3 separate regions of the Homo sapiens genome follow, and regions 1 and 3 are each linked to region 2. Evidence: read pairs that join two places in POLR2A ChIA-PET (ENCODE). Cell type or tissue: OCI-LY7. All regions are shown on one strand. Links, peaks and the distances in the headings refer to the core of each region. The heading gives the core; the rest is flanking DNA. Region 1 has its middle 22 kb from the start of BIRC3. Region 2 overlaps LOC124902740 (a long non-coding RNA gene). Region 3 holds the start of DCUN1D5 (defective in cullin neddylation 1 domain containing 5).

What was found. Peaks named below come from ENCODE experiments on the same cell type or tissue, not always from the same donor. Only the 100,000 strongest peaks of a DNase experiment are listed, where the experiment ranks them.
Region 1: POLR2A ChIA-PET joins it to region 2 with 5 read pairs; 5 of 35 experiments call an interaction of 5 or more read pairs at or near these places.
Region 3: POLR2A ChIA-PET joins it to region 2 with 6 read pairs; 1 of 35 experiments calls an interaction of 5 or more read pairs at or near these places.

What each region holds. Positions count from the first base shown.
Region 1 is chr11:102,289,549-102,300,679 of GRCh38, reverse strand. It overlaps the pseudogene RPS6P17. Among named protein-coding and RNA genes, the nearest start is that of BIRC3, 22 kb to the left of the region's middle. In OCI-LY7, for the core only: a CTCF peak has its summit at 6,489 (motif pointing left); a DNase peak (open chromatin) is centred at 6,479; H3K4me3 peaks cover 583 bases.
Region 2 is chr11:102,474,271-102,482,057 of GRCh38, reverse strand. The region is part of intron 1 of LOC124902740 (a long non-coding RNA gene); the gene reads right to left. The region is part of intron 1 of LOC102723838 (a long non-coding RNA gene); the gene reads right to left. Among named protein-coding and RNA genes, the nearest start is that of TMEM123-DT, 25 kb to the right of the region's middle. RefSeq lists a silencer at 5,108-5,157. In OCI-LY7, for the core only: no CTCF peak of the experiment used is centred there; DNase peaks (open chromatin) are centred at 5,057, 7,237 and 7,537; H3K4me3 peaks cover 2,152 bases; H3K27ac peaks cover 3,292 bases.
Region 3 is chr11:103,086,789-103,097,919 of GRCh38, reverse strand. It overlaps DCUN1D5 (defective in cullin neddylation 1 domain containing 5), which reads left to right and starts at 5,760. Exons shown (of 8, transcript NM_032299.4): 1 at 5,760-6,133; 2 at 8,602-8,693. The coding sequence starts at 6,048. RefSeq lists enhancers at 5,306-5,355, 5,426-5,475, 5,405-6,022, 6,023-6,640 and a silencer at 6,166-6,460. In OCI-LY7, for the core only: no CTCF peak of the experiment used is centred there; DNase peaks (open chromatin) are centred at 5,699 and 6,329; H3K4me3 peaks cover 2,935 bases; H3K27ac peaks cover 668 bases.

The DNA.
Region 1 (11,131 bases), core at 3,569-8,568, 180 kb after region 2:
AGCCTCCGCTGGTGATACCCAGGCAAACAGGGTGTGGAGTGGACCTCCAGCAAACTCCAACAGACCTGCAGCTGAGGGACCTGACTATTAGAAGGAAAACTAACACACAGAAAGGAATAGCACCAACATCAACAAAAAGGACATCTACACCAAAACCCCATCTGTAGATCACCAACATCAAAGACCAAAGGTAAAGGGATGGAGGAAGATCTACCATGCAAATGGAAAACAAAAAAAGCAGGGGTTGCAATCCTAGTCTCTGAAACAACAGACTTTAAAGCAACAAAGATCAAAAGAGACAAAGAAGGCCATTACATAATGGTAAAGGGATGAATTCAACAAGAAGAGCTAACTATCCTAAACATATATGCACCCAATACAGGAGCACCCAGATCCATAAAGCAAATCCTTAGAGACCTACAAAGAGACTTAGACTCCCCACACAATAATAATGGGAGACTTTAACACCCCACTGTCAACATTAGAAAGCTCCATGAGACAGAAAGTTAACAAGGATATCCAGGAAGTGAACTCAGCTCTGCACCAGGCAGACCTAATAGACATCAACAGGACTCTCCACCCCAGATCAACAGAATATACATTCTTCTCAGCACCACATCACACTTATTGAAAACTGACTGCGCAGTTGGAAGTAAAGCACTCCTCAGCAAATGTAAAAGAACAGAAATTATAAACTGTCTCTCAGACCACAGTGCAATCAAACTAGAACTCAGGATTAAGAAACTCACTCAAAACCACTCAAACTACATGGAAACTGAACAACCTGCTCCTGAATGACTACTGGGTACATAACAAAATGAAGGCAGAAATAAAGATGTTCTTTGAAACCAAAGAGAACAAAGACACAACATACCAGAATCTCTGGGACACATTTAAAGCAGTGTGTAGAGGGAAATTTATAGCACTAAATGCCCACAAGAGAAAGCAGGAAAGATCTAAAATTGACACCCTAACATCACAGTTAAAAGAACTAGAGAAGGAAGAGAAAACACATTCAAAAGCTAGCAGAAGGCAAGAAATAACTAAGATCAGAGCAGAACTGAAGGAGATAGAGACACAAAAAAACCTTCAAAAAAATCAATGAATCCAGGAGCTGGTTTTTTGAAAATATCAACAAAATTGATAGACCACTAGCAAGACTAATAAAGAAGAAAAGAGAGAAGAATCAAATAGATGCAATAAAAAATGATAAAGGGGATATCACCACCGATCCCACAGAAATACAAACTACCATCAGAGAATACTATAAACACTTCTACACGAATAAACTAGAAAATCTAGAAGAAATGGATAATACACCCTCCCAAGACTAAACCAGGAAGAACTGGAATCCCTGAATAGACCAATATCAGGCTCTGAAATTGAGGCAATAATTAATAGCCTACCAACCAAAAAAATCCAGGACCAGACGGATTCACAGCCGAATTCTACCAGAGGTACAAAGAGGAGCTGGTAGCACTCCTTCTGAAACCATTCCAATCAATAGAAAAAGAGGCAATCCTCCCTAACTCATTTTATGAGGCCAGCATCATCCTAATACCAAAGCCAGGCAGAGATACAACAAAAAAAGAGAATTGTAGACCAATATCCCTGATGATCATTGATCCAAAAATCCTCAATAAAATACTGGCAAACTGAATCCAGCAGCACATCAAAAAGCTCATCCACCACGATCAAGATAGCTTCATCCCTGGGATGCAAGACTGGTTCAACACATGCAAATCAATAAACATAATCCATCATATAAACAGAACCAATGACAAAAACCACGATTATCTGAATAGATGCAGAAAAGGCCTTCGACAAAATTCAACAGCCCTTCATGCTAAACACTCTCAATAAACTAGGTATTGATGGAACGTATCTCAAAATAATAAGAGCTATTTATGACAAACCCACAGCCAATATCATACTGAACGGGCAAAAACTGGCAGCATTCCCTTTGAAAACTGGCACAAGACAGGGATGCCCTCTCTCACCGCTCCTATTCAACATAGTGTTGAAAGTTCTGGCCAGGGCAATCAGGCAAGAGAAAGAAATAAAGGGTATTCAATTAGGAAAAGAGGAAGTCAAATTGTCCCTGTTTGCAGATGACATGACTGTATATTTTGAAAACCCCATCGTCTCAGCCCCAAATCTCCTTAAGCTGATAAGCAACTTCAGCAAAGTCTCAGGACACAAAATCAATGTGCAAAAATCACAAGCATTCCTATACACCAGTAACAGACAGAGAGCCAAATCATGAGTGAAGTCCCATTCACAATTGCTTCAAAGTGAATAAAATACCTAGGAATCCAACTTACAAGGCATGTGAAGGACCTCTTCAAGGAGAACTACAAACCACTGCTCAATGAAATAAAAGAGGATACAAACAAATGGAAGAACATTCCATGCTCATGGACAGAAAGAATCAATATCATGAAAATGGCCATGCTCCCCAAGGTAATTTATAGATTTAATGCCATCCCCATCAAGCTACCAATGACTTTCTTCACAGAATTGGAAAAAACTACTTTCAAGTTCATATGGAACCAAAAAAGAGCCCGCATTGCCAAGACAATCCTAAGCCAAAGAACAAAGCTGGAGGCCTCATGCTACCTGACTTCAAACTATACTACTAGGCTACAGTAACCAAAACAGAATGGTACTGGTACTAAAACAGAGATATAGACCAATGGAACAGAACAGAGTCCTCAGAAATAATACCACACATCTACAACCATCTGATCTTTGACAAACCTGACAAAAACAAGAAATGGGGAAAGGATTCCCTATTTAATAAGTGGTGTTGGGAAAACTGGCTAGCCATAAGTAGAAAGCTGAAACTGGATCCCTTCCTTACACCTTATACAAAAATCAATTCAAGATGGATTAAAGACTTAAATGTTAGACCTAAAACCATAAAAACCCTAGAAGAAAACCGAGGCAATACCATTCAGGACATAGGCATGGGCAAGGACTTCATGACTAAAACACCAAAAGCAATGGCAACAAAAGCCAAAATAGACAAATGGGATCTAATTAAACTAAAGAGCTTCTGCATAGCAAAAGAAACCATCAGAGTGAACAGGCAACCTACAGAATGGGAGAAAATTTTTGCAATCTATTCATCTGACAAAGGGCTAATATCCAGAATCTACAAAGAACCCAAACAAATTTACAAGAAAAAAACAAACAACCCCATCAAAAAGTGGGCAAAGGATATGAACAGACACTTCTCAAAAGAAGATATTTATGCAGCCAACAGACACATGAAAAAATGCTCACCATCACTGGTCATCAGAGAAATGCAAATCAAAACCACAGTGAGATACCATCTCATACCAGTTAGAATGGCAATCATTAAAAAGTCAGGAAACAACAGATGCTGGAGAGGATGTGGAGAAATAGGAACGCTTTTACACTGTTGGGAGTGTAAATTAGTTCAACCATTGTGGAAGACAGTGTGGTGATTCCTCAAGGATCTAGAACTAGAATACCATTTGGACCAGTGATCCCATTACTAGGTATATACTGAAAGGATTATAAATCATGCTACTATAAAGACACATGTATATGTATGTTTATTGCGGCGCTATTCACAATAGCAAAGAATTGGAACCAACCCAAATGTCCAACAATGATAGACTGGATTAAGAAAATGTGGCACATATACATCGTGGAATACTATGCAGCCATAAAAAAGGATGAGTTTCTGTCCTTTGCAGGGACATGGATGAAGCTGGAAACCATCATTCTCAGCAAACTATCACAAAGACAGAAAACCAAACACCACATGTTCTCACTTGTAGATGGGAATTGAACAATGAGAATACTTGGACACAGGTCAGGGAACATCACACACCAGGGCCTGTCGGGGGACTGGGGGGTGGGGGAGGAATAGCATTAGGAGAAATACCTAATGTAAATGACGAGTTGATGGGTGCAGCAAACCAACATGGCACACATATACCTATAATAAAGTATAATAATAATTTTTTAAAAAGCATCTGACTATTTTAACTTTTTGGGTAAATGGGAATTAAGTGACTTACTATTCTTTTTTCTTTTTCTTTTTTTTTTTTTTTTGGAGACAGAGTTATGCTCTTGTTGCCCAGGCTGGAGTGCAGTGACGTGATCTCACTCACTGCAACCTCCATCTCCCAGGTTCAAGCAATTCTCCTGCCTCAGCCTCCCAAGTAGCTGGGATTACATTCGCATGCCACCACGCCCGGCTACTTTTTGTATTTTTAGTAGAGATGGGGTTTCGCCATGTTGGCCAGGCTGCTCTTGAACTCCTGACCTCAGGTGATCCATCTGCCTTGGCCTCCCAAAGTGCTGGGATTACAGGCGTGAGCCACCGCACCCGGCCACTATTCTTATAGATAGGAATGAATTTATTTCCCTCCTCCTCTGTGAGAGCTATCTTTTTGAAAAAAGTAGTTTATTGTCTTTACTGGTTATAAAAATAACACATACACCATCATAAAATTAGAAAATATGGACAATTAGGATAATGAGTATGATAGCTAATAGTTTTTTAGTATGTGTGATGTGTTCAGTGCTCTTCTAAATGCTTTACATATGTAAATATGTTAAATTCCTCATATTAGCCATGAGGTAGGAAATATTATTGCCACCATTTTGCTGATGATGAAACTGAGAGGTACGGAGGGGCTAAGTTTTTTTTTCAGGGTCACACAACCAGATAATAAGGATCACAAATAATCACACTGTCTAGAGACAATCATCATTTCAGTGAATATGTTCCGTGCTTTTCTTTATCATATCTTTATTTAAATGAGATATTAAATGACAATTCGTAACCTGCATTTTTTTTAGTCTGTCTTATTTATTTGTTACTCAAAAAATCTTATTTTTGACTAGATTCAGACTTGGAAGTAGAAACTCACAGAGAGGACAGTCTGCGTCTCTTGGCAATCTGTTCTTGATGCTTCTCTTTAGCCTCCTTCATTCTCTTGGCCAAAAGTTTAGCATATTCTGCAGCTACTTCCTTATTTTCCTTAATTCTCTGTTTCTTCAGAGCAATATGCCACCATTCGTGCTGCAGAACATGTGGAGTAACAAGATACTTAGTCGTGGGTGCTTTGGTCCTAGGTTTCTTACCTTCTTTGTTTAAAGCCTTTCTTACAACACACTGGTGGACATCATCATCTTCAGAGAGACTGAAAAGTTTGCAGATTCTGCTAGCTCTTTTGGGCCCGAGATGACAAGGCACCATAGTATCAGTCAGTCCAGGAATATCCTTCTCTCCTTTTTTTACAATAACCAAGTTGAGAATGCTCAGATTGGCATCCACAATGCAACCACGTGCAGATTTTTGCTTTCTTTTTCCAGTTCTTCTTGGTCTGTAACAGGCATGCCTTTTATTCAGCAGCAGGTGGACATGGCCATGGGTCAAGACACCCTGATTCATAGGGAAACCTTGTTTGTCGTTCCCACTGTTGATTCAGACCACATAACCCTTCCATTCTTTACCCAGAGCATCAGCAGCAACTTCTGTGGCCATACACTTCTCATAAAAAGTATGAAGTTTGTGTTCATTGTCCACTTCAATGAGTTTCTGGCAGGCAGTGGCCAGGAAGATGTTCAGCTTCATCTTGAAGCAGCTGATCGCCTTCGAGCCACCATGAAAAAGAGCTGTAGCCTGCATTTTTAACTTAATAATATTGCATCAGCTGGACATGGTAGCACATGCCTATAGTCTCAGCTACTCAGGAGGCTGAGGCGGGAGGATTGCTTGAGCCCAGGAGTTTGAGACCAGCCTAGGCAATATAGTGAGACCCTATCACTGAAAAATTTTTATAATTATCAGGGCATGGTGGAGCATGCTGTAGTCCCAGCTACTCGGGAGGCTGAGGTGGGAGGATTGCTTGAGTCCAGGAGTTAAACGCTGTAGTTAGCTATGATCACACCAGTGTGCTCCAGCCTGGGCAACACAGCAAGATCACATCTCTATTTAAAATAATAACAACAATAATATTGCATGGATAGCTTTCCATGGCAATAAACACAATCTTCACCATCATTTTTATGGCCGCAGTGTTCCACTGTATGAAGTTATGTAACATAGCCATTATATAGTACTTTAAACAATGTTGAGATGAACATCTTATCCATTCATTTTTTGTTCACCCCTCTGATATTTTATCTTGGTACAAATTTCGAGAAGCATTGTCACTAAATCCAAGAGAATGCATCAGTTTATTTTGTATACTTGAATCTAGAGATAATTGTATTTTTTATGCATTCTTTTTATCACTTTTCTAGATTGAATATTAATAACAAAATGGATAATTAGGTGCCTTCCCATTAGAGAGGAAACAGATTGCTATATGTTATTGTTTCAAATCAAACTACTCTCAGTAAATTTGCCAAAAATAAACAGATGAATATATTTCCCCATGAGCTCGCTGGGCTTCTTACAGTTTGTCACACTGGAAACATGTAATGGTGTTGTTAGCACCTTCTAGTGGTGAGAAAGCAAAATCTGACAGTGAAGCCTAGATTTGTACGTGTTGTGTTAAAGTAAAAAATCCAAACAGGAACAGAAAACCAAACACCGCATGTTCTCACTCATAAGTGGGAGCTGAAAAATGAGAACACATGGACACAGGGAGGGGAACATCATACACCAGGGCCTGTCGGAGGGTGGAGGTCAAGGGGAGGGAGAGCATTAGGACAAATACCTAATGCATGCGGGGCTTAAAACCTAGATGACAGGTGCAGCAAACCACCATGGCACATGTATACCTATGTAACAAACCTGCACATTCTGCATATGTATCCTGGAACTTGAAGTAAAATTTAAAAAAATAAAATTAAAGAATACAAAAAAAAAGTAATCTATAGCTTCGTGGTATTTTTACTTTTACTTTTTACTTTTCTTTCGTTTTGTTAATATGACTGCAAAGACTAGGAAAGTCCAAAAAACAAACCAGATATTTTGATGTTAATATGAGCATAATTTCATCTTAAGTGTGAAACCATGTATTGTAGTTCAGCTCTAAAAGGTCAAGATATTTCAGGGAATGTTAGGTGTTTTTTTTAAAAAAGGTCAACTTTTCCCACCGTCTCAGACTTGTAAACACCTACGTAAACTGTAATTGTCTTTGTGGTTAATTACTTCTTTTTGTTTTTTTGGATACGGAGTCTCACTCTGTCACCCAGGCTGGAGTTCAGTGGCCGATCTCTGCTCACTGCAACATCCGCCTCCTGGGTTCAAGCAATTCTCCTGCCTCAGCCTCCCAAGTAACTGGGATTACAGGTGCCCACCATGCCCAGTTAATGTTTGTGTTTTTAGTAGAGACGGGGTTTCGCCATGTTGGCCACTGGTCTCAAACTCCTGAACTCAGGTGATCCGCCCACCTTGGCCTCCCAAAGTGCTGGGATTACAGGCATGAGACACTGTGTCCTCCCAAAGTGCTGGGATTACAGGCTTGAGCCATCGTGCCCGGCCTGTGGTTAATTACTTTTTATTTAACTTCCAGCTCAGCATAATACCACTGACTCATATTTACATAGAAATGCTAACAGGATAGTATTGTGCTAGATCACATTCATCTGGCAACAAGAATAGAAGATGTGACATTGTACATTTAGTAACAAAAGAAAATGCGGCCCTATTAAGACTAGAAAGTACTGAAGAAGAATTATCCTCCTATTTTTTCCAATTGCATAGCCTGCACTGAACGGTACAGCGGATCTCTGTCCTCATCTTATGGTGAGAAAATTTAAAACGCCACTATGAAGATTATCTGTTTGACATGATTCAGAACTGTGAACATCATTCATTTGGCTCTTCCCTTATATGACAAGTCTTCCTAAGTTTTTCTTAGTTTCTAAGGACATTAAGAATGTCCTAAGAGTGTTTCATAGTTCTGAGACTTAGACCTAAGATTATAATAGAGTTATGACCAAGAGTATAAGATCAGTTGTAACTCCTTCTATCTGTGTCCTTCTGTTTCCAGAATATTCCTCCCCACCGGAAGCTTGGGTAGCCTCACTCACTGCTGTTGGCACCACACCTTCTGTAAGAATAACAAGGTGGTGTGCTGAGGAGGCAGTGAGATACCACAGGACACATGAGAAATTCATCCAGGTTGGGCTCAAAATAAGCCCTTCCTGGCCAGGCGTGGTGGCTCACACCTGTAATCCCAGCACTTTGGGAGGCCGAGGCAGGTGGATCACCTGAGGTCAGGAGTTTAAGACCAGCCTGGCCAACATGACGAAACCCCGTCTCTACTCAAAATACAAAAATTAGCCAGGTGTGGTGGGCACCTGTAATCCCAGCTACTTGGGAGACTGAGGCAGGAGAATCGCTTAAACCCAGGAGACGGAGGTTACAGTGAGCTGAGATCGTGCCACTGCGCTCCAGCCTGGGCGACACTGCGAGACTCCATCTCAAATTAAATTAAATTAAATTAAATTAAATTAAATTAAATTAAGTTAAATTAAAATTTTAAAAAAGCCCTTCCTAGCAGAGAAGATGGTAGCAGCATTTACTGGAGAAAATTGGACAATCTGCCCCTTCCTTTCTGAAAGCAGCTTTTTAGAGGGTGGACAGTTGTTGCTGCACAGAGGTTGCTCATCCTTATTACTGCTGCTGTGTACCTTTCTCTGTGTTCTGGAACTCTTCACTCAACAGTCTTTACCAGAGGCCCTATTCTAGGGGCTGCGGATGCCATGAACAAGACAGGCAAAGTCCTGTCCTTGGTAAGCAGACATTGTAGTTGGGGAGACAGTGCACAAGTGGATAGTGGATATGCTCCAAAAGAAAAGACAGTGGGATAGGAAGGAGACAGCAGTGATGATTCTAGAGAGATGCTCAGGAAAGCCCATCTGGGCTTTCTGTAAACCAGGAAGATTTCATATTTGAGCTGAGATCTGAAATAAGTGAGCCATGTGGGAAGGTCTAGGGGCAGAGAGAACAGCAAGTGTGGAGCCCTGGAGGGGACTGAGCCTAGTGCTCGTGAGGAACAGGAGCACTGCCAGGGTAGCCAGGGGGAGTGCAGGAGGTGGGTGGGCAGGTGGGCAAGAAAGGCCATCGCAATAATGAGGTGTTCTCCACGGCAAAGCAAATATTATAAGACAGTCTCTGAAAACATGCTGATGGCCAAAAATTTGGATAATCAGTAATAAAATAAATGATAAGTGCCACACTGTAACTAAACTGCAATGAAATTTCCCTCTAAATGCATCTGGAATTTAGCTTCCCCAAACCAAGGCATTTTCTGGAAAATGTTATTAATTCACTCAAGTATGTTTTCAGCACATAGAATATGCTTAGCACCTACTAATGGATGGACATATAGTGTGTGGAGTTCATAGTATAGCAAGAAAGAAGCACGGCAAAGTTCAAATAAATCTGGATTTGTGAATCATGGTGAGTGTCATGGAGAAAGATATCAGGGGGATGGGAGCGAAGATAACAGGAGAGGTTGGGAGGAACATGCCTTGAACAGATTGCCAGCCTCCTGTCTGGGGAAGTTGCATCTGAGCTGAGACCTGAACATGAGAGGTGCGGTGGGAAGACAAGCCAGCTTCCAGAGAGTGGGAACATGTGTCGAGGCCTGCACTGAGCTAGCGGCTGGAGTGGAGTGAATAAGGAGAGAGAAGCAATAGGAGGGGAGGGAGCTGGGCTTCTCAGCCTTGGCACTGCTGATATTTTGGGCTGGACGATTATTTGTCGAGGGCTGTCCCGTGCATTGTAGGATGTTAAGCAGCATCCCTGGCCTGTATCGCTAGATGCCAGTAACACCTTCCTTTGCTCCATCCCAAGCTGTGACTACCAAAAAAGGCCCCAGACATTGCCAAATGTCCCCCGGGGGGCAAGAGAAGCACTGGGTTAGAGGCTCAGGCAAGGCCAGGACAAGCAGAGCCTTGAAGGCCATGATAAGGCACTTTATTCTGAGTCTGATGGTGTTATAGAGGAAAGTTATGCTCCCCAAAATTCATATGTTGAAGGCCTAACCACCACTGTGATGGTATCAGGAGGTGGGGCCTTTGGGAGGTGATTAGGTCTTGAGGGTAGAGCCCTCATGAATGGGAATTAGTGGCCTTATAAGAAAATACAGGAGAGAGTTTGCTTCCTCTCTCCCTGCTTTCTGCCATGTGAGGATACAAATCAGATAGATATCTGTAAACCAGGAAGCTGGCCCTCACCAAGTTCCACACCTGCCAGTGCCTCCATCTTGGACTTCCTGGCCTGCAAAGCTGTGAGAAACAGGTGTTTGTTGTTTAAGCCACTGAGCCTATGGCAATTTGTTAGAGCAGCCTGATGTGACTAAGACAAATGGAAAGCCATGGAAAATTCCAAGTAAGGGAAATACGTGATCCCAATTACACCATAGGTAATTGAACCATGTATTATTATCTTTGAAAGTTCTCTTTCAAGAGTATTGAACCATCAGGGTCACTACTATTTTGACTAGAACCTGTCAGTTCCAGTTTACCTTCAGCTTGTGTCTCCCTGCATCCAAATCTTGTGTTAGGTTCACTCCCTGGAGTAACTTCTGCTGGTTCAGACAACCACCACCACTGACGTTGTTTTAAGCAGGCCACTGGGGAAGAGCATGGACTGAAACACACTTTGCCTATCTGAAACGTGGGGATCTTATCCATCTGAAAGAGCTGTTGCAAGAATAAATGAAAAAAGTGCCTGGCACAGCATCTGGACATACTGGCACTCTGTAAGTCTTAGAAGGAGGTAGAACAAAATACTGTGGCAGACACAGAGGTGTGCCCCTCAGATCTCTTTTCAAGAAAAAATTTTGCTGCTCAACTGCCAAGAATGCAGTGAGCTGGCAGCCTCTGCTGTTACTACCTCCAGAATCTGCCACTTTTTAGCTAAGGTCATGTTCTTCCTGGAGGGGAACCAGGGCCTGGATATTTCTGCAAAATGCAGGACTCCTCTAACAGGCACTATTGCTCCAGAGCTCTCTGTTGGGTGGGTGGAGACTCAGATCTGCAACGTTGTCTGAGCTTTTCCACCCAACACCGCCTCTCCAGTCTCTTTCATTTTTCGTGGCATTACTTCCCACTAAGCCTCTTGCACTAACTCTGTCTCAGATCTGCTTCCCGGAGGACCCAGCTGATGCATCTCTCTATT
Region 2 (7,787 bases), core at 2,788-7,787:
CCCCAAATCATCCACCTGCCTCAGCCTCCCAAAGTGCTGGGATTACAGGCGTGAGCCACCACGCCTGACCTGTTATTAATTTCTTTACCACTGTCATGGTGTCAGCACATCTAGTCAGATAGCGTTCAATCCATCCACTAAACATACAGACAACAATCAAACAGTAAGAAGAGCCTAAAGCCTAATGTCTTAGAGGACTTGCTGAGGCACGTTGGTCTCCTCCAAAAATCTGATGGGATTTATTAGAAGTGCACTGAGAATAATTCAGTTAGAAATTTTGTAAATACCAAGGCAAAACCAATTATCTTTTCATTCCTTAACTATCCTCTGTCTGTACATATGTCCCATCTGAAGGGAGATAAGTGCTTCAAGCCAAGAAGTTAAAAAAAGGGGGGCCACAGGAACTCCATTGGCCCCATGTATAATACACCTGATAATTATCTGACATTCTTTTGTATTCATTTGTGGGTTTTTTGTTTGTTTGTTTGTTTGTTTGTCGCACTGTGCCCATTCTCTGGTAATCAATAACACCAGTAAGCAATAAAGGCAGGTTAATAAAGGGTGGAAAAGAATAGGAGGGTTCTTTGGGGCTGCATTCTTAGTGGCCTTCTCCACCCTCTCGTTCCCTAGAGATATACTATCAGTCTCCTTAGGGTGAGCTGAACAATGAGCAATAGCAATTTGAATAGGGAGGTGAACAGCCTGTAATAGAGCAGCAATTATATGCTAATTGGAAATAGGATTATCAGCAGAAGTTAAGAATCTGCTGGACTTCCAGATTGCCAATAGTGTGGCAGACACCCAAAGCATATCTGGAGTCAGGGTAAATAGTGGCAATTTTTCCTTTTGCCATTACACCAGCTCTAGCAAGATCTATACATTCGGCAGCTTGGGCTGACTTTACAGTGGACAAAGAGGATGCCTGAAGTGTTTCACAAGGGAAAACTATGGCTTCACAGTTATGTTTCCTGGAAATGTCATCCACAGAAGCCATTACAAAATAGAAATAAGTCTGGATTGTCTAAAGGAGTATCTAGGAGGTCTTCTTGTGGCTTTGAGACCTTTTCTATAGCTGCAAGGCAAACATATTGAATGGAGTGAGGCTCTCCATCATCAGGCAGGGGCAGTAGAGCAGCTGGATTTAAAGTGTTACAACAATGCAACATGATGGAGGAGCTGGTAAACAGGGCCTGTGCATAGGTGGCCTGCCATCTGGAGAAAGGTGCTGTATCTTATGAACTTGTAAGAGAACAGGCAGCATGGGGAACATATGGATGAATGAAGGAGTGTAATATCAGAATATGCTGGCTTTGTCAATTATTAGGGTGGTAGCTGTGGCTACTGCACATCGGCATGGGGGTCCAATTGACATGAGAAATATGCTACAGGGTGTATCAGAGAGGCAAAAAAATTGTTCCAAATATCTGCAGCAATCCCATTGTGTCATGGTGAGATGGGCGAAAAGGTCTGTCAAAATCAGGTTAGCTGAGAGCAGGGGATGTGGATGTTAATTTTAAGGCTCCGGAGGAGATTTATGGATCTGCAGGCCAAGAAAATGGGCTCAGAATTAATATCTGGGAGGAGGGTATAAAGGAGCTTAGCAAAGGCAACAAAATTAGGAATATATTGGTGGCAATAACTAGCTGCTCCTAGAAATTTACATAGATGTTTTTTTGGGAGGGGAATGCACAAAACTGACTCTAGGCATTTTGGGGCGAGCTTTTGAGTGCTCTGAGATATGACAACCTAGCAATTCAATCCTACATAAGTAACAGTTATTTGCACCCACTGAAGTTTAGGTTGGAAGGCTTTATGGCCTCTGTTGAGCTAGTGCCTTTAGGAAAATGAGGGAGTCTGGAAGAGTGGGTTGCTTAGTTCAGTAACAAACTAAAAGATCATATCGGAATAATGAACAAGAGTAGAGCCTTGGGTAAAGGACACAGAGTCTAAGCTGACTTTAAGGACTCGGGAAAACACTGAAAAGGACTCATGGTATCCCTGACCTATATGAGTTCATGTTCATTTTCTCCCTCTAAATGTGAATGTAAAGAGAAATTTTGAGTCAGGGCGCAATGGAATTGAACAGAAAATTGAGCAGATGTCAATCATTGTAAATCAGGCTGTATCAGCAGAAATTGAAGTAGAAATGTCAGCTGGATTAGGGACTAAGGGGTGGTGAAAAATCACAAAGGAGTTTATGGGCTCTTAGATCTTGTACAAATCAATAGATTTTATTCCTGTCTGAATCAAATGTTCCTTATTTCTTTACTGGCAAGATTAAGGTATTACAGAGTAAGGAAGGAAATAAAGACAAGAACACCCTCTGTAAAAGACAGTCTATTATAAGTTTGTTGACCTAAAAGGAAGAAGCTGAGGCAAAATTAAAGAGTTTTTCTGTGCCAAGGCTGAGGATTGCAGCCTGATTCCAGGTTGCCTTGGCAAGCCTTTGGGAGAACAAAGGAAAGGCTCAAGTTTTTAAAGAAAAAGGACGAATCAGGAGAGGGAGTGATTACAAAATACGTTCATCAAGAATTCTCACTGATTTACAGAAACACATTGGTTAGTGATTGTCTATACGTTGTTAAACTATAGGGTATATGACATCTTATGGCTGTATGGCATCAGTTAGTCTATAGCTCATATAGCACATATAGCTTCAAGAGGTAATTCTTTAGCTCAAGGGCGAATGAAACCTGACTGCTGTTATATTATAAATACCTCTCTGGGCCTGATAATTTAAAGGAGTTTGCATTCCTTAGATAAAAAGGGTTTTTTTTTTTTCTTTCTTTCTCAGGTTTAATTTCTTGCTCTGCATTTTGTGAGAGGGCATACTGAGCTACTATCAGGAAAGATTTATTCTTTTCCAGGCAATAACTACAGGCTCCACACACAGTAGCAATTCAATCTCATTGGCATGTGAGGCTGGGAGATGAGTTGAGACATCTTTAAAGGTTGCTTCCTCTTCAGAGGATTTAAAATCAAGATGAATTTCCATTAGGGAAAGGAGGAAGTCTAAGGCCAGGGAAATAAAAATGCTTCTCTCTTTACATTGTATAACACATCTCCACCTAACAGGTTTGTTGGTGAGGACTCAGAAACTAGAAAACCTTGACTGAAAACACTCCCACAGGGTTGACAAGCATTGCATATTGGTTTCTAGAGAAATACAATTATAATTCAGCATTAATCAGGCTGCACTTTGGCCCACTTCCTTGTTGCTGAAAGGCACATAGCACTAGAATCTGAGCATCTGCAGATGTAACCACATTGTTCCTCTGGATAGGATTGCTGACATTAGGGTTGTAAGACTGTTTAAGAGTTGATTTGCATCCCCATTATTCCTACAGACAGGATCTCTGACATAAGAATCATACGTTTTGTTTCATACCCTGAATTCCAGCATAGAGGAATGGGATCAGCATGAAAATACAGCTTCTTCAACTCCCATGTCATTAGTTTACCCTGTACCCTTCAACCAATCAACAATCTCCACACTTTGGCCTACTCCAAAATCCTTAAAAACCCTAACCCCAAAATCCTCAGGGAGGTGGATTTGAGGTTTCCTCTCATCTCCTCGTTTGGTGGCCCTACAATTAAACCTCTTTCTCTGCTGCCCCCAATATGTGTCTCCGCATATTGATTTGCTGTATACATTGGGCAATGAATCTATTAGAGTTACATGATGGGTGTTAAGAAGGCCTAAGGGTATTGCAGTGGCCTGATACATGGGCAATGAAATACGTTGCCCAGAAACTCCAATAGCTTGAATAGAAGCAGAGGTGACAGGGAGAGAGATCCTCTGAGCAGATGGTAGGGACAGTTGCACCAGTGGCAATTAAGTATTACAGTTCCCAGCTGGCCCTGTGGCCCATGTCTATAGTCTGAGGCTGAGACAGGAGGATTGCTTGAGCCCAGGAGTCCAGTCTGTGCAACATAGCTAGAGTTTGTCTCTTATAAAAAAAGAAAGAGAATTTCAGTTCCCAATCCTCTACTGTAAGTTTAATAGTGGGATCTAGGGGGTGACTGAAAATTAGCTGACCCCATCAATCGATGGGGTATTGTCCCACAGAAGAGAGAAAGCTGACCTTGTGAAGGTGCTGGGGTCTAGGGAGATTGTTATTTAAGCTTTCCTTTCTCATAAGTCTAGGACAGCTGTTTTTCCAATGCCCTTGTTTTTTACAATATCTGCAAACATCTGAAGACAAAGCTCTGTGGTTGGGGAGAAAGGTGAGTGGGTTTTGAGTTTTCCCTGGAGTTATGATTTTGTTTTTGTAAAGAATCAATTTTCAAAGCAAGTACTATTGACTTTAATCCGTTTTTCCTCTTATTTTCCTGCAAGTTATTTTTAAAGAATTGCATAGCTCCTTCTATAATAACATTCAGAGAATGACCTGTCCAGCCAATGACACTATTTTGGATTTGCCTCTTTGTATCAGGGTGATTTCTAACCAAGGCAGAATTTAAAAATTGTTCATGTCCTAGGGCTTCAGAATTTAATGCAGTGAACCTTTCAAAAGTTTGTATAAATCATTCCATATAGGCCTTAAGATGTTCCCCTTTCTTCTGAGTACATAATTCAACCCTAGACCACTTCACCTTAGAGGAAAAGGCCTCTAATATTGTCCCTATCAGGCCCCATAACTCAGCCATTTCCTGGTCAATTGTAGGAGGACCTGGGAGAAGTTCTGGCCACTTATTCCCTCTAGAGGTAAGACATTCATTTGGGGGCTTTCTGGAATGTCTGATAACCACAGTATAATCATGGGTGTAAAGAACACCCCTTAGTAGCCAGTGGAGGTTCCTATGAATGGGGTTATAAATGGCCACTAATCTTTCTAACTCCTCTCTAAATTTGATAGGCTCTTTCAAAAGTGGAGACAAAAGGGCTTTGTAATTTAGAAGATCTGTTTCTGTCCAAGGGACATGAATTCTTTGCAGTAGGGATCCAGGATATATTCACAGGAGGCATTGTATAGGAAGGTCTGTGGCTGAGGAGTCTGATTACAGAACACCAGGAAGTAGGAGGAGTTGTAAGGTACAGCAAAGCAAGACTAGCTGCACGTACCAGGGCCTGTGCCAGGTTTATTTTCTGGCTGTCAGCATTGACACAAGTGACCTGTATACTCTGAGCCTAGAGATCAGGCTGGAGTGCTCTCTGAAAATTTTGCAAGGAAAGGAAAGATAAAGCAGGCAGTTGATGTTTAAAGGATTTTCTAGGGAAGCTGGAGTTTTAGAACTTACATAAAAATTTGTGGAGGAGGTGGGACTGGATTTGGAGGAGAGTTTAAGCCAGTGGCCCAGAGATCAAAAGATCTTCTGGAGGATCAGGGACTGGAAGTTGGAGATAAAGGGGTATATAGGAACTGAAATTGTCTCCTTGCAAGTTTCACCCATTGTTCTTGGAATACATGTTTGCCTTCTTCACATGAGAGATTCCATATTTTTCAGAGAAAAAGATCTCATACTTCTCCCACCCTGAACCACTTTTCCAAGCTCCGTTCCTCCAATTCTTACTAACATGTTCCTAGACCTTTCACCATCTCCTTACATGCCCTGTTCTCAACATCCTTCTGATATTGAACAAAATATTCAAGAAGAGCTGTGAAACAGATGAGTACAACATAATTGAAACTGATAGCCTTAGGCCTATTCTAACAGTGTAAACATTTCAGAGCTCAGGGAATCCCTAAAGATGATCTAGTCTAAGCCCTTTACTTCACAAATGAAGAAACTGAAGTTAATTACTCATCAGAGCAAGGCACAAGACAGGCTCCTGGTCCAGTAGATAGTCAGGAGTGGACCCAAGCCTGGAATTTCAAGTTAATTATCTTATTCTATTTGAATTCTTATTCTGATGCAACACGGAAAACCCCCTGTTAGATCTGCAAGATCTAGCTCCCTGCCAAAGACTATTTATTCTCTCTAAAGAGATGATGAAATTATTTTAGAAAGAGGGCCAAATGTCCTATTTGAGAGGAATAATTTATAGTCATTTTATCTGTTTCTCATGAATTATCAGCTTCTTGGTAGCCTTTTAAAGAAAGGGTTAATAAAATAGTTTACAACTTGTTAAAAGAGCTATAGAAAATTATATTAAGTTCTTATATAAACTCTTTGTATGATACTTAAATTTTTTAGGTCAAACATAAACTGAATCTCAGTAAAAATTATAAGACAGAGGCAATTCAGCTTAAACCATAAGTGGTCCATGTCATACATCTTTTATCTCCTATAGAGAGAAAAATAAACTTAAGACTAATTTTTTAGAACAAGAAAGGATAACCCATTTGCATCCCTATTTATCACTTCCTTTCACTGTGTTCACTTTTTTCAGGAAAAAGTAAACCAAATCAAGTAGAAAATGTCAAATTTTTAGTGAAGACATTTAAACACTTCAAAAGGGTGAGCAGTTACATTCCTTTTAAAGAATTCTATCTTAATATTGATGAGAGAATAGTTAAAAAAGGATCATAAGGCCTCCTTTGCATGTAATATGTATAACGTATAGTGAGACAATTTGTAAATAATCTAGTGAAAAACTGGTTTTACTAATCTGTTTCCCTAAAATAAATCTGCCTATTTGTAATTGAGAACTTCCTGGAAAATGAACAATAAACACATAAAAGTTTTACTTTTATGTGCATTACAAACTTCGGCTGTCAACAATTTGCACAAATTATTTTGGGAAGAATCTTCTTATATACTCTTCCCTCTGAAAGACTGGTAATTTAAAATAGGAAAATGCACAATCATACAGTGTTAGAATTGCATTAGAGAGTCACATAGAGACCACTCTAGATTTTTTTTTTTTTTTTTGAGATGGAGTCTCACTCTTGTGGCCCAGGCTGGAGTGCAGTGGTGCAATCTCGGCTCACTGCAACCTCCGCCTCCTGGGTTCAAGCAATTCTCCTGCCTCAGCCTCCCGAGTAGCTGGGATTACAGGCATGCGCCACCATGCCCGGCTAATTTTTGTGGTTTTAGTAGGGATAGGGTTTCACCATGTTGGCCAGGCTGGTCTCGAACTCCTGACCTCAGATGATCCACCCGCTTCGGCCTCCCAGTGTGTTAGGATTACAGGCATGAGCCACTGCAGCTGGCCCACTCTAGATTTTTATCTTGAGAATTGCAGATAACCCTATTGGGTCAGTTTTCTTACACTGTAATCATCCTCACTTTTGATACTTCCATCTACTTCAGTGGTTTTCAAAGTGTGGTCTGGTAGCATAGACAACACCTGAGGACTGGTTAGAAATGCAAATTTTCAAGTCTCACATTAGACCTACTGAATCAGAAACTCTGGCGGAGGGGGCAGCCCCCATATTTTCATAGGTCTGCCAGGAGATTCTGATGCATGTCAAAGTTTGAGGATCAATGCTAGTCCTCTATAGCAATCCACCACATTTTGTTCCTTTATCCTTCCAAAGTTTTTACCCTTACAGGAACTATATCACCCCATAGAGATAAGAAAGGAAAAAGCAGCCCCTGACAACTGAAAGCTGGCCTGGCACTCATATTTAGGCCTTGGTGTGGAACATAAACAGTTTCACTGAACATTAACGTCAGACCAGAGCACTCTGTGATCATGACAAAAACAAGAGCACTCCATCACGATGTCTGAACAGAAAAACAAACATGTCCAAACCACAAAAATAACCAAAATATCCCCCATCCTAGCTAATATGAGAGGATCTTGCCTCTGCCAATTAAAGTTTTAGACTCAGTTTATTCCTGCCCCCTTCAATAAGATTTGTTAAAATACCCAGTCATAAAATTGCCTCTACTCCCTT
Region 3 (11,131 bases), core at 2,659-7,658, 620 kb before region 2:
GATAAAAACCAAGACAACTCACTCCTTTTACGTATCTCCTTCATTGCAACGCCTTCCTTTGATTCTGTAAAATGCTTCAAAATATATCCTCTTGCTAAATATAGAATTTGATTTTTGTTTAATGTACTCTAAAGACCTCAACTGATACGTGGTTTTGTACCCTTTAGCAATTTTGATAACATTGTTATCAAAACATTTATTTAACATTTATTTTCTCATTTTTTTCAACACCACAATGCTGTGATGTCAGACAAGGCAAGTATTATTATTTTATCTTACAAAGAACAAAACTGAGTCACAACATGGTTAAATGTTTTATCAAGTTTGCAAAGTTAAAAAGGAAATTCATCAGTCTAATGGTGGTTCTTATTTTAACAAACCCTTTACACTATGCCACTTTCCAATGTTAAGTCTTGGAAGTGTATAGTGTGATAAATGCCTATTCAGCAAATACCAAAATTAGGAAACTACACTTAAGAACATACCCAGTGCAAGCTGTCTCCATTCAATTTTGGTCTTCTCTACCATCTCATCCAAACAAAAAGAGAGTTCTCTTCAGCAAGTCATCAAAACAATACAACCTCTGCCAGTAATTTTGGTTCTGTGAACTACTTTTTTTTAAGACAGAGTCTTGCTTTGTCACCTAGGCTGGAGTGCAGTGCCATGATCTTGGCTCACTGCAACCTCCACCTCCCAGGTTCAAGAGATTCTCCTGCCTCAGCCTCCGCAGAGCTGAGATTACAGGCATGCGCCACCACGCCCGGCTAATTTTTGTATCTTTAGTAGGAACAGAGTTTTGTCCATGTTGGCCAGACTGGTCTCGAACTCCTTGCCTCAAGTGATCCACTCACCTCGGCCTCCCAAAGTCCTGGGATTACAGGCATGAGCCACGGCACCTGGCCTGAACTACTTTTCTTCATTTGGGGTACATATTCACATATGGGAAAGCAAATCAGGTGTACTGCTTAATACAATTTCCCACCTGAGCACTTGTTCTTAGTCTTCCTGGTTAGGTTTCAAGTTGAAATTGCTCTGTCCTTGGCCAGCTGATATACAAGACATTGCTTTCTACCTATGATCCCACATCCAGAATTTTTTCGATTCTTACCTTTCCAAAAGCATCCAACCTAGGCAGCTCCTTTGAATCATTACTCTTTCTTCCTGTACTTTACTATTTTCTAAATTTTATTTTTTCCCATTCACTGTGACTTTTTAATAATTTATTTTAGAAGAGTTTTAATTTTGTGGAAAAATTGCAATGATACTACAGAAACTGCTCATATATCCCACACCCAGTTTCCCCTATTACTAATGTCTTACATTGGTATGGTACATTTCCCACAATGAATGAACCAATATTGATTTTTTTTTTCAACTAGACTTCACTTTTTGATAGGAAATGGTAAGTTTCTAGAATATGTGGGATGAGAGATATTGCTGTGACCACCTTTGAAGAATATAAACTGCCACGGTGAGGTATAAGCTGAAACCAATCTTATGCTTTTTCCTACTGCCTCTTTAAAACTGCACTGTGAACTCATTTTTCCCTATGCTTTGAACAAAATTTCAGTCCAGTCTCTTACTGTAGTAGGCTGTATTTACCTTTACTTGATGTTTCTCTCTGCAGGGGGATCATACATTCCTGCCCTCGTGACCTCAGGTGTAGCCATATGACTTGAACAGGATTAATGTGTCACTTCGGGGCAGAATCCTCAAGAGGCAGCATGGGATTTACCATGTTGTTCTTTCTCTCTGTCATGATGACAAGCAGTGTTCTAGGTAGTGACTGTTCCCTCAGTCTAGATCCCAGAGTGAACCACAGTCACAGCCAAGCTAAAATTGATGTGGTCTGGCACACCGCTTTAGGGTGTAGGGGGTAAGTGTCATGTGTTACACAGTTCTGCACCTCTGGGCCTCTCTAAAACACAAGGAGTTCTTGTAGGCTATACTGAAATGCCAAAACAAAAAATCCTGTCTTGACATCCCATTTCTACTATTCTCTTAGAGTTATCTTTCTGTAGATTTATGTGCATGAAAACATTTCAGAAAATTTTTAACTACAATGCTGTTTTAAAAATCAACATTAATATATGGAAGGGAGAGCATCTGCACAGATCCAGGACCACAATAACGCGGCATCCCATAAATCACTTAATGTCTGTGTTGCTTGTTATTCTCCCAAGTAGGAAAGTCCTATTTTAAAGAGGTGTTAAGAAAAACTAAACTATGTACGGAATATATAAATTAACACATCTTAGAGTACTATTTTTGGATACCTTGACAGAGATATAACTATTTTAAAAGATGTTTTTCATGGCTTTGTTTTATAACTCCCAAAAGCTAAGGGATGTATATGTGACCAAGATGCCAAATAGATAATAGAACTGGGTCTCAGTCTTCTTGCTTAATTACTTCCCTATTCAGCATAAGTATTATTATTGTTGTTTTTTTCCTACATCCTTCTGTATAATAGTAGGATAAGATGAAAGATAAAGGAAATTATCTGCCTTTCCTAAAGTCACTTGAGTGTCTTCTTTGGATCTGAAACCAGAACACACAGGCTTCTGCTTGAGGTAACTACTTCATCCCTCCCTTCCTTGTCATTACCTTCATTTAAAAAATTCTACTGCACGCCAGAGAGCCACAGTACTCTGTCATAGTTTGTTTCTGTATTAGAGGCATCTTTTTGATGCAAAATCATGTACTATGTATGCATTGGTGAGCAGCGGAAAATATTAAAGCCACATAACTAGGCATTTCTATACTTCTCATAGGTAGCAAGGCTATCAATATGCCCCTTTGTGAGAGTAATTGGGATGATGAAGAGCCAACTTTTGGGAATGGAGTTTTGGCAGTAGCAGTAGGTACTGACCAGACAAGAGAATGAAGAGGTAGATGGATGAGAATGGTCTACATGACCCAGAAATTGCCATCCCTTTAATATCATTGACAAGCATAGATTATGAACCCTAATTCCTATTCATATAATTCTCTTAAATGCAGATAGCATACATAGAGTCATATATTGCTTATTGACAGGAATACATTCTGAGAAATGTGTCATTAGGCAGTTTCATCATTGTGTGAACATCACAGAGTGTACTTATACAAACCTGGATGATATAGCTTACTACACATCTAGGCTATACGGTACAGCCTATAGATCCTAGGCTACAAACCTGTACAGCATGGTACTGTACTGAATACTGTAGGCAATTTTAACACAATTGTATTTGTGTATCTCAACATACCTCAACATAGAAAAGGCACAGTAAAAATACAGTATTATAATCTTAAGGGACTATCATCGCATATGCACATCTTGACCAAAATGTCATTACGTGGTGCATGACTGTATTTCTCCCTCCAGACTGGCAGCTCCATGATTGCAGGAGTCATGTCTGCCTTTTATATTCTTAAGCCCAGTAAAGCTCCTGGTTGAAGTGATGATTAAATATTTTTTGAATAGATAGACTAAATGAATACCACACATAGATCCAGCCTTTTGTCTTTTTCTCAGAGTATTCTATGGGTGTGAGTAAGCTCCTATCCAGTTACTGCATTCAGCTCAATGTCCAGGATTTCCAGGTATAGTGGGGTCTTCCTTAGTTCGAAAGTGATTCCTTATGGTCCAATGGCCTATGAACTAAGAAGCAATAATCTACTTCCCACTCTCGCCCAATAAATAATGGTGAAGAAGGGACACAATTATCACAATAAAAAAATTCCTATTTAAAAAAGAACAGAAGATGAGATGTGCAGTGGTCTTTGGTCTATAGCAATGCTGGTAGCCTGCAAGACAGGCATTATGAAATTCCCTACTCTTTGATCAGGCCCTGATTCTACTCTGTGGAAGGACACCCCTTTAACATCATCCTCTGAGATCTTTCTTTCTATCCTTTAGGTTTTATTCCATTTCTTTGGTCCTCCTTGGGAAAAGGGGCTGTTTAGCTTTTGCAGCTCACCAGTTGAAGAAATAAGTTTGGCTATCTCTAATAGTTTTGTCATTATCATTTATTTTGTGTTTTGTTTTGCACATTTTATATAAATTTTATTTAGGAAGAATATGCATAAAAATATCAATTTTTAAGTGTACAATTCAATGAATTTTGACAAGTATATATACTATTACTTCAATCAAGACATAGAATATGTTCATTACCCAAAAAGTTCCCTTGTGTTTCTTTGCAGTCAGTCTTCCCCGGCTTACTCCATCCCTGTCCCCAAGTGTCACTGATATGCCATTGCTATAAGTAAGTTTTACATGTTCTAGAATTTCATCAAATATCCAGCCAGCATTAACATCTCCAATTGCCACAGAGATGTTATCATATTGTTTAAACTGTTTGTGTGAGTCAAATTCAAATAAGAACTGCATACTGAAAATGATTGACATATCCTTTAAGTCTTTTAATTTCCTTCTCTCTCCTCTCGTCCTAATAATTTGTTGCAGAATTTGGGTCATTGTCCTGTAGACTTTTCTGACGTCTAGATATTGCTGATTGCATTGGGTATTTAACATGTTCCTCTGTCCTGTACTTTTTGTAGATGGTAGTTCTATTTAGAGACTTTATCTGATTCTGTTTTGATTTTGGCCTCAGGCATTTTTAAATGGGTTGAAGGATCATATACTTTGACATTCTTTTGGTTTTAAGTAACAGAGAATTGAACTAAATATGCAAAATAGTGAAATTTGTTGCTTCACATAAGTGAAAATTCCAGGGCATATCATGGATTTTGGGCTCATATCATATAATCACATCCTGGTTTTTCTATTTTTCTGCTTGATACTAGTCTCTTCTGAGTTTTGGCTTCATTCTCCATACCTTCTCTGGTTCAAATCCATAGGAAATAAAATTGCTTTCTGGTGGTTCAATTTTGTGTCATTGGCACTCATTGGCCTGGCCTGAGTATGTGTCCATCCTGAACCAATTAATAACACTAAGGAAATATGATATTCGGATTGACCAGATTAGGGTGCCATTGTGAGGGTAGTTTCACAGGAACCACTTCAACTATTACTCAAAGACTTTTAGTCTTCTCCCATCACAGTTGGTTTGCAGAGATTATTTTACCAACAGAATTACTAACGACTTTCTACTATGTCTTTACATACAATAACCATTATTTAAAAACAGTATTTCCACCTAAGTGGAGATGAATAGATTACAGTGTGTTTTGGGTCTAGGGGGAGGTTCCTTAGAACTGTCCCCCAAATTTCTCTCTACTGAGTCGCAGTCACCTACTGTCTCTTATCGGAGAGGTGAGCTCTGTGGAAATAATGGCAGAGCTAAGTTTCAATACAGGACAAAGTGATATGCAAAGGTAGGGAGAAGGGGGAGTGGGTGGCTGATCACAGGCCCATAAAAAAAACACGCAAGACACAGGGTGACAATGCATTTACGGGGTGGGAACACTTCAGGTGAGGTTATCGTGTGGAAGAGCTCAGAAGTGGAACTTGGTCTACTTTACCAGGTTGTTTTTAACGTCAACTGCAAAGTATTAGTAGTTTCACTTTTTGGCGGTGACTGCCAGCATCAGAGCGCGGTAGAAGCTTCATGAGAAAGGTCAGGATACCCTGGACAGGATACAAGAATTCCGCGGACTGCCGCAGTCGACGGGTCAGACAGCTTCGCTCTGCCTGGCCTACCTACGAGTGGCAGAGGCTAACCGGAACCACGCCCCTTCCCGGGACCGGCTCCGCGATTGCGTCACTTCCGGGCCTCAGCGATTCGCCTCCGGGTTAGGCTGAGCCTCTTGCTTGCTGTGACTGGTGGAGCTGCCGCGCTGTCCGCGTTATCTCCTCCCGGTGAGAACGAACCGCAGTGTCCACCGGCGAGGAGCCAGCCCTGTCCCGGTCAGAGAAAGACGACGAGGATACCTGGGAGCGGGCGGCGGCCGGGCTGGGCCGCGCCGGTGCGGGCTGGCGACTCTGCTCCTCCGCTTGCTGCTGTCTCTGGGAACTGGGTGCCAGCGCTGAGGGGCTTCCAGCGGACAGGGACCCCCTTCCCCGGCTCCCCTGCCCACCCTGCCGGGGAGGGCGGAAGATGCCGGTGAAGAAGAAGAGAAAATCCCCTGGGGTGGCAGCAGCAGTAGCGGAAGACGGAGGCCTCAAAAAGTGTAAAATCTCCAGGTACCATCTCCCCCCACCCTTCAAGCTTCCCTCCTCCCTCCTTTGCTGGACAACTGGAGGAAAAGGAGTCGGGCCCGGCCTGCCGGGCTGGGGCTGGAGACAGGTGAGGCCCCTTTGATCGAGCTAGGCTGTAGGTGCCGAACACCGCGAGTCTCCGCGCCCGACCCGACCTCGTGTTCGAGTGTGTGCACGCTGGCGTTTATGGAGAGACTAGAAGAGCCGCCCACGTTAAGAGTCTACGTGCCCTGCAGGGTGGGGAACAGATGCATATGTAAATTGCGCTTCCCCCCACCCCCACCCCCACCCCACAACCGACCCTCGATCCCCTACTCCCGTATCGCTCCTCTGCCTTTTTCTAGACTTAGAAGTGAGTACATATCCGCAGAAGGGTCACTTCTAGAATTTCTTTGTAGAGTGTGAAGAAAGCAGAACATAAGGAATCTTGACAACTGTCTTGGGAATGGTAGAAAGGAAAACTTGTATGCTATAATTGGCCTCCATATTTAGTATTTGGAGTGGCCTAACCCGGAAGGTCCCAGCAGGAGGCCTTTTAAATTGCAGGAGCCCCATTTTCTGGAAGTATAGTGCCTCACCTATGCCAAGTCCCTGTGTGCAGAGTTGGAAAGGCCCTGCATGCTTTTTGTCTTCTAGCATTCAGGACGCTGTTAGCTCTCAGCATAAATTAAATAATTTGTGAGCTCTTGTACTCTGTCCTACTGGTAAGAAAGAAGACAAGGCAGAACTATATAGTAGTAGCTCTTTGATCCCCTTGTAGCATATCATGGAGGCATCACAGCAAAATTTATGCTACAAAAAAACTGCAATTTTGGTTTGAGAAATGGTTTTTTTGTTTTTTTGTTTTGTTTTGTTTTTCTGAGACGGAGTCTTCCACTGTTGTCCAGGCTGGAGTGCAGTGGCGCGATCTCCGCTTACTGCAACCTCCGCCTCCCGGGTTCAAGCGATTCTCCTGCCTCAGCCTCCTGAGTAGCTGGGATTATAGGCGCCCGCCACCACGCCCTGCTAATTTTTTGTATTTTTAGTAGAGACGGGGTTTCACTATGTTGACTAGGCTGGTCTTGAACTCCTGACCTCGCGATCCGCCCGCCTCGGCCTCCCAAAGTGCTGGGATTACAGGAGTGAGCCACCTCGCCCGACTGAGAAATGCTTTTTTAAAAAATAACCATATTAGCTGCCTTTTCATCAATGGTTGGCACTTGATATGACAACTTCAGATGCTACTATTGAAAGGAGACTGTAGCCAGGATTATAAGAAGGAAATAATGATAGAGCTCTCCTTAAAGAGAGATCTGCTTAAACTGTGAGGTAGATGACTTACATAGTCTGCATCTTCTTTTTTGTAATTGGTCGACTTTTTTCCCTCATTACTGTGTTTTGGTAAAGGAGTCTATGGAGTATTAGGCTATTAATGTGAACGATGATACATACACCTCTTGTTTGTCAACATTAGAATTTGACATGGTTACTTTAGTAGCTCACATTTTTATAAGATACAGGCAAATTATTATTCATTTTTGTACTATATCATGGCCATCTTAAGTATATAATGTATTAAAATTATTTAAGTTAAGTACATTAAGATAGCTGAGCAGGCAGTATTATTAGAACTCAGGTGATACTTTGCTCTATCAATTTAAATTTTTAAATATGATACTCTTACTTTACTCAGTTACAGAAGTTCTATCATTTCTATATCATTGTGGTAGGGTAATTATTTGAGTTCCTTGAAAAAAGTTTCTCTGAAGGCCATTAAATTCTAGAGGCCATTTTGAACTTACCAAATTTTAGTTATTTTATGAAAAACAATGAAAATGATTTTATGAAAAAAATGAAATAGAATGAACAGAACCTAGGATTAAATAGCCTTGTCCCAATTATTTGGACTATTATTAACTTTTAGTGTTTTTTTGTTGTTTTTTTTAAATCTGTGTAATTTAATATACCCTTAGGTCCTAAGTCATCATTTATCTTTAAAAATCTATTTAAGCTTAGGTGATAAAACAACTCTTAATATAACATTTTATTTTGAAATATTGATTCATTAAGTATCAAAATATACTTTGTAAGAGTTTGTTTTCAAATATTTATCTATTACACACAAATAGAATTTCTATGCAAATCAATAGAATCATAATAAATATTTATACTTTCCCACCTACTAGGTTGAACTTCTTTGTAGTCTTTTAAAATGTGCGGAAATAACTTACTGATATTTTTGGATTTTGATACTGAGTGAAAAGGTATTTGGGTTTTGTTAGCCGATAATTCTTATGTATAGACTACTGTTTCAAGTTGCAATTACTTAACAACTTCAGTTTTTTTCCAACAATGCCAACCGAAGAAAAAAAAAACCTTTGTTTAATGTGAATGGAAGTTGTTAATTTTGAACTTAGTTTTTCTCTAAGAGTTGAGATGTGATAAAAATCTTAGGCGTCTGTGTGTTTTCTAAGCTATTGCAGATCCCAACCCCCTGCTAGACTAATAAGTGGAGAGGAACATTTTTCAAGCAAGAAGTGCCTGGCTTGGTTTTATGAATATGCAGGTAATGAAATTAATATAAGAAGATACTAGTCATATGCTTTAAAAAGTTTATTTGCCTTATTCATTTAACAAATTATCTGTTACAGGCCTGCTATGTGTTAGTGCTGTGTACTGGGATGAGGGTCAGGACTGAAGATTGTGGGTAGACTAAAAATTTGTTGCCAATTTAGGCTGATATTTCTTTAAATATATATTCGGTATATATTTACTGGGAGGGAAGAACTCATTTACTATTAATAAAACGTGTAAACAAAGATTCATTTATTTACATCTATTGGCTAAAGTAGTATTCTGGAAAATAAAAGGTACACAATAAAACATTTTTGTATTTGATATTGTGGAAAACACAAAGTACATAATAAAACATTTCTATTCAATATTCTCTTTTTGAAATTTTTCTGAACTAACATTTTCTGAAACTTTTGGGGAGACATAGTAAAAGATTTAAACCCCTCAGTTATAATTGTACAACACATTTACTTTTTAACAATTATCATTTAGCCATCCACTTCTACTAGAGATGCAATAGTAAGAAAATAAATAGACTGATATTAATACAGTGTGATAAATACTATATTCAGAAGATACACTGTGAGAGTTCATAGGAGGGATATATAACCCAGCTTTTAAAGTGTCATGGGAGTTTTCTAGAGGAGCTAACTTAACCTCAGCTAAATCTTGTAACTGGTGGATGAAGAGCCCTAGGCCCAGGATGGGGTTGTGTTTTAGAGGCGAAAGTCAAAGCCAGCCAGAGATGGGGCTGAAGAGTTAAGCAAATATATGCAAAAGAACACTTATACTATCTCATAAATATATATGGAATTTTTTTCCCCTTAGAATAGTTTTGTTTTTTTGGAGTTATTGATTTTAAAGCTTTTTTCTTTTCCTTTTCCTTTTTTTTAACCTGCTTCACTTTTTTTTCTCCTTCTTTTAATCACTATCATTCTCAAAATGTTTGTTTAAAATGGAAGTGTATATGTAGCTATTGCCTTATATTTAGTGCTCATCCACATTAAGGTCTAAAGTAGTATACTTTGAACTTGAGGTATAAGTTTAGGCTAATTGTATGGAATGTGAGACTATTTTGAAAGGGGGGCAGTAACTTTACTGTTGGAATCAGCTGAGTGATCCCAAAGTACAATTTTAAAATTGTTTAGTAACAGAACAGATTCTTTCTAGACCAGAAATAAATGCTATTACTGGCATCCCAAGACAACCACTAACCCAATTTAAATGAAGGGAATTCATTTCTTACTGACCTCCATTTAAAATGTTGACCCATTATCCCAAATGCCAGTTTTACTGGTATGAATGATATATAATCAAAAGGTCACCCATCTTATTTCACTTATAAAGGTTACTAGATACAATAGAAATAGAAAATATTTGCCTCAACTAGGAACTTTCCTAGGTAGTGTAAGATTCTAATTAAACATTTGTTTACTATATTAGCATTTTTAATAGCCAACATAATAATTGCATTATTCCAGGAATTGTCCCAGGTATATTATTTTTTCTTGTGACTGTTCTATTAAGTAGGTAGTATTATCACCACCTCCCACTACGACTTTATTTTTTGAGACAGGGTCTCACTGTGTCGCCCACGCTGGAGCGCAGTGCTGTGATCATGGCTCACTGCAGCCTTGAGCTCCTGGGCTCAGGCCATCCTCCCACCTCAGCCTTTCTAGTAGGTGGGAATATAGGCATGTGCCACCACGCCTGGCTAATTTTTTAAATTTTTTGTAGAAATGGGGTTTCAGCCGGGTGTGGTGGCTCACGTCTGTAATCTCAGCACTTTGGGAGGCCAAGGTAGGCAGATCACGAGGTCAGGAGATCGAGACCATCCTGGTTAACATGGTGAAACACTCTCTCTACCAAAAACACAAACAATTAGCCGGGCGTGGTGGTGTGCGCCTGTAGTCCCAGCTACTTGGGAGGCTGGGGCAGGAGAATGGCGTGAACCCAGGAGGCGGAGCTCACAGTGAGCCGAGATAACACCACTGCACTCCAGCCTGGGTGACAGAGTGAGACTCTGCCTCAAAAAAAAAAAAAAAGAAAAAGAAAAAAAGAAATGGGGTTTCACGATGTTGCCCAAACTGGTCTCCAACTCCTGGGCTCAAGTGATCTAATTGCCTCAGCTTCCCAGAGTGGTGGGATTACAGGCATGAGCTGCTGTGCTTGGCCATACCCTCATTTTATAGATGAGAAAACTGAGACTTAGATTAATTAATTTGCCCAAGATCATATAGTGACAAGAGCCAGGATTCAAACCCAGGTCCTTCTGATTCTAAAGTCCATGCTTTTAACTACTATGCTTTTATGTATTTTTTATTTAAATTTTATAATGTTTATATATAGTTATAAACATTTTATTATAATAGATATTATTTTATGTTTATTTTTTATTTAAGCTAATTTTCACTTTTGCAAAGAAAATAT